2 separate regions of the Mus musculus genome follow, and region 1 is linked to region 2. A link is a loop called in an ENCODE intact Hi-C map of the cell type or tissue named here. Cell type or tissue: left cerebral cortex. All regions are shown on one strand.

Region 1 (2,500 bases), 620 kb before region 2:
AGACTACAGAGTAAAGTCATTTTTCATAGAGTACAGAGCTTCTTCAAGTTGTTGAAGGAAGACAGGCTACCCCTGCCCCCTTTGGCTATGCTGAGGACTGAATCCAGAGCTTCAGGCAGTGTAGGCTCGCAGCTCCAGCATCACTTAGCTACAGTCCTGTCCTGCTTTTCCTGACAGTTGAGATCCCTGCTACAAGGAAGCAACATGGGACTGTGAAGGAGAACAAAATTCAAGTCTACTACACACTCTGGGAATGACTATCCACTCTGCAAGCATGGACATAAAAAACGCGCAAACCTCGGACATTAGCAGGAAACTGTATTTGTTCTAGAAGATGAAACTCAAGGTCAAATACATTTACAAACATACGCAAACTTTATTAAGGGCATAAAACAGCAAACATTCAAAAAATGTTTTCAGTTGACCGTAGTTGATAAGAGAATGTTGGACTCTGGGGCAGAGCTAGATTTATACTCAGGCAATGCGTGGTTCAATATTTTCAAGAGGCCACTTACGGCATTTAAGACAGGTTTGAATCTAAGGTGAGTATAAACCTCTACTTGCTTCTAAGCAGACATAGTACATGCCCCCTTCATCTACGTTTTTCAGTTTTCTGTGACAATGCCCTTGGTCAACAATACTAAATGTAATAAAGGTCAACAATACTAAATGTAATAAAGATTTTCAAACATGTAAAAAAAGTTATAGTAAGCGGAACTTAAGACCTTTGTGGTAAGAAAGACTAAAAATTCTGAATTGCACAGAGCAGGTCACCTCAACTGCGGATGTGATCGACTACTACCTACAAGAAATCCCCAACGTGAACCGAGTTAAGTCCAATGAACCCTTCCTTTCTCCAGGTACAGTCCATTCTACGGACTTAACTAGTGTGGTCTAAAAACCAATGAATCGTTTTCAAGAAAATTATTCTGTCTTGAAATGAGTTCATTAGCTTTGATAGGCACTAACTAGCCTTCAGCAACAAGCGGTCAGAGAGTTACCTCCTCCACCACAGGTATTCTAAAAAGAACACCTAAGGGAGCCCTTTGAGAAGGAACCCCACAAACCTTCCCAGGAATGAGGACCTGAGGTCCTCTTCTACTTTCCTAAAAGCTGAGCTCTGTGGCCAAACCCAAACATTTCACATAAGGAAATATTAAATTCCCCACAGGTCCGGGTCAACAAAGGGCGGAAGACCTTCGCCACCACGTTTCTAGAAAGCAAGCCACCTAAAGCTGCTTTAAATGGGTCTCGTAGAGATGACGAGCTCAAACCGGTTTCGAAGGCACATTTAAATCGCCCGCTTTTTTGTTGTTGTTTGCTCACAGCAATTCACCAGCGCCGAGAGTGCGGCCGCCCCCGCGCGCCCAGAAGGGGGAGCCCGGGTGTGAAGCCCGAGCCGGGAGCGGGGATGCGGAGCCCGGAAAGCCATGGGCCGCAGAGGCGGTCACAGAGTGAGGGTCTCGGGTGTGGGGGGAACCTGAAGCCAGGGAATAAGTGGTGGGAATGGGAGGCCCTCGACCCAGGACTGGGGGGGGGTCGGAAGTGCGGAGGGAGGCCCGCACAGGGAAGCTCTAGGGGCTGGAAAGTGGGGGGAATGTGGGGGATGGGAGGGAACGATAGCTCCGTTAAAAGGGGTGCAGGGCCCGAATCCCCGCTGGGGAAGGCCGGGTGGGGTGGGGAAACAGGCTGGAGACCCGGGGTGGGGCCGCGAACCGCGGGCATCCCGGCCACCCGCCCGCCCGCCAGGCGCAGGGCCCGGCTTGGCGCGGCGCCGCCCCCTCGCGCTCCCGCTCCTCCCGAGGCGACAGGAACAACAGCGCGGGAGGAGGGGAAAGTAACTCCGGCCCCGGTGCGGGGATGACACCGCCTCCCCGCGGCGCAGCCGGCCTCGCGCCCGCGCCGCCGCCCTCGGCGTTTGAAAGTGGCCACCCCCCGCCGCCGCTCCCGCCCGCCGCCACCAGCTGCACCAATCCGCTCGGCCCCAGTTGCAAATCAAACGCTCCCTCGCGTCCGCACGCCACTTGCGCCGCTGCAAACGGCTACGCCGTCCCTCCCCGGCCTCCCCGCGGGCCCGGGGAGCAGCAGAGCGGCGGTGGAGCAACGCGGCGGGCTCGGCTCGCGCTCCCGCCCCCAGACAGTTCTGGAAACTGTGGATCACCTCTGTCACAGGAAGCCATCCGGCGCGCAGGGCGGCGCGCAAGCAACAAACAAACGCCTGCGGCCGCCGCGACGCGGGAACAGGGACGGCGACGGGCGGCGGCCACCCCGCGCCGCGGGCTTTGTGCGGGACTCCGGCGTGGGGACGGGGCCGGGCCACCCCCGCGCGGACCCGAAGCGCCTGGGACCGTTAGGCGACGCTCGGGCAGCGACAAGGAACCGCCTTGGGGCCGCCGCCCGGCCCCGTCTCTGCGCCGGCCACCTCTTGCCTGCGCGGGAGGGCGGGCTGCAAAAGTTGGCCCTGGGGCCAACCAGCACCTGCCCACGTGCCGCGTAGGCT
Region 2 (2,500 bases):
CGGGGCGCGCAAGGGGAAAGGCGTGCCAGTGGGCGGGGCGTGATGTAGGCAAGAGCCAAGATAATCAGCGTTCAGTAGGCCAGGTGCCCAAGGACCAGGGCGAGGGCCAGTCAGGGTGAGGGGCGGGGCGGGTAGAGGGCGAGGCAGGTTAGGGGGCGGGCACCCTGGAAAGTGACGTGGCCACTTGCGGGCATTCCCTAAACGCTGCGGGCGACCGCGGCCTGTGGAGTCTTCCCGAATGCGGCGGGCATGGTTTGATGAGAGCCCCGCCCTAGCGGATCGCGAGGATGAACCTGCTACGCTTGGGGAGCATCTTACGTCTGTGACCCAGGGACTAGGAGGACAATCTTCAGGAACCAGGAGGACCAGAAAGTCCATTTGCGCTAAGGTGAAACGCTTCAGGCTTTTCACGAGGGCGGGTCCTCAGGACCCAGGAAAAGTTTCCCAGTAACGATGTGGGCTCCAATAGGCACTCCTGATCCGGAGCCAAGTTCAAGTGAAGACCCAGCCTCGACATTACAAGAAGTGCACTTGTCGGTCCTGATTCTAACCTACAGACAACGAAATGATTCTTTAGTGCTCTTGAGTAAAACGAACACTAGACATTTCGCCACCTTTTTCATTTTTCATTTTTTTTCAGTGGGTTTTGATGTTTTCATCAAACTAAGTCTCCTGTAGCACAAGTTGACCTCGATCTCGAGGCTGGCCGTGAGCCTACCATTCTAGTCCAGGTTGCCCTGGAAGCCATCGATTTAGACCAGTCTGGTTCTGAACTCAAAGGAATGCACCTGCCTTAGCTTTTGAAATGGGATGACCAACAGGCATGCGTGCTACCCACCAGCTAGTCTTGAACTTTTTTTTTTTTTTAAGATTCTTTTAGAGTCCCTAAGGCTAGTATTAAAGCATAAGGACCACACCCAGTTGGCTTTGTACATTCACTCTGTCTAGATTTCTTTTTTTAGATCCGCCTGCCTCTGCCTCCCAAATGCTGTGATTAAAGAAGCGCACTGCCCAGCATGAATTGTTCTATTTTTAATCACAAGAATGCGAGTACGTGTGTGTGCGTTTGTGCACACACACAAGTGTGCAGGTGCCCTTGATTACCAGAGGTATTGGATCCTCCTTGCGCTGCCGATACAGGCTGTTGTGCCCAGCACGGTGCTGGGAAGCCAGAGTGTAAGCGCTCTTAGTCCTCAAGCCATCTCTCCAGCTCCTTTGCTTTGAACAATTGACTGAGTGAAAAAAGAGCTACAGAGGAGAGGACATGACTGCTCCTAGGCATGGTGGAGGAATCTAGAGTGGACATGACCAGACTGAGACTGAACTGGAGGCATGTGGAGAGGAGGGGGGGATGGAAGAGGGGAGAGAAAGGGACAAATTTTAGCAGCCTGGAGGCCAAAGGTACAAAAGGGACGTGCAACCAGAATGGCTGCATTATAATAAGGGAAGAGCAGCCCAGTTGCCTGGGCTGGGGAGTCCAGTGTAGGGACTGGGGGTATGGCAGCCAGGAGGGCCCTGTAATTGTTTGGGGCTGAAGGATGCCTGGAGAACCTAGCTTCCAGGTCCCCATTGTTAAATAGGCACCTCAGCCTTTTGCCCCGGGGATTTGAGATTTAACTTTGACCTTTACTCCAACTCCCAAATGCCTTGATTAGAGGAGGGGAGCCATCACTCCCAGTTAATTTCCCAGGCTTTAATCTGTAGGAATTGCACTGGATCACAGTTTAACTATGTTCCCACTGTTGCTCCCCAGTGATGGGTAGTGACACAGTACAGATAGATAACATTTTGGGAAGCCTAGCAAGTTCTTTCTTTTTAGCATTGAAATTTGATCTGAGGTGATATTGGCAGCACATGCTTCTGGTTTAATGAAGTTCTATTCTGCAAGGTCATCATTGAGAGCTATTCTTACTGGTGAAAAGGTTTTCTCCACCTCACGCCAGCTCCAACCCTGTTGAATAGTGTACTCATGACCTCACACATTACGTCAGCTATAAAGTGAGGCTTTGCTGTGACCCTAAGCAACCTCCTGAAACTGGTTGCTAGTCAATGAGGACTATACTTCAATCTGTATTGCCCAATGCCAACTTTTTTTGTTTTGGTTTGGTTTTTGTTTTGTTTTGTTTTTGTTTTTATTTTGTTTGTTTGTTTGTTTTTGTTTTGAGACAGGGTTTCTTTGTGTAGCCCTGACTGTCCTGCAACTAGCTCTGTAGATCAAGCTACAGACTGGCAGAGATCCCCCTGCCTCTGTCTGACAGAGATGCCCCTGTCACCTGAAATGCTGGGATTGAAGGAGTGCACCACCACTGCTTGGCTGCTAGCTGTTCTTGTAATCAGAGTTAGTTTGTTTTTTTCAAGACCTGTTGGGAAATACTAAATTGTATAAAATTGTACCAACAAGTACTAGTCAATGAGATTCTGAACACATTGTATTTATTTATTTATTTATTTATTTATTTATTTTTTCGAGACAGAGTTTCTCTGTGTAGCCCTAGCTGTC

The links. Hi-C counts contacts between places; a loop is a spot of excess contacts. Peaks named below come from ENCODE experiments on the same cell type or tissue, not always from the same donor. Only the 100,000 strongest peaks of a DNase experiment are listed, where the experiment ranks them.
Region 1: a loop joins it to region 2, with 18 times the contacts of the local background. A loop is called at or near these places in 2 of 42 quality-filtered maps.

What each region holds. Positions count from the first base shown.
Region 1 is chr3:41,565,064-41,567,563 of GRCm38, reverse strand. The region is part of intron 1 of Jade1 (jade family PHD finger 1); the gene reads right to left. Among named protein-coding and RNA genes, the nearest start is that of Jade1, 11 kb to the right of the region's middle. In left cerebral cortex, CTCF peaks have their summits at 1,349 (motif pointing right) and 1,906; DNase peaks (open chromatin) are centred at 1,349 and 1,977; H3K4me3 peaks cover 1,397 bases; H3K27ac peaks cover 1,117 bases.
Region 2 is chr3:40,947,107-40,949,606 of GRCm38, reverse strand. No RefSeq gene overlaps it. Among named protein-coding and RNA genes, the nearest start is that of Larp1b, 2.3 kb to the left of the region's middle. In left cerebral cortex, no CTCF peak of the experiment used is centred here; a DNase peak (open chromatin) is centred at 1,091; H3K4me3 peaks cover 649 bases; H3K27ac peaks cover 349 bases.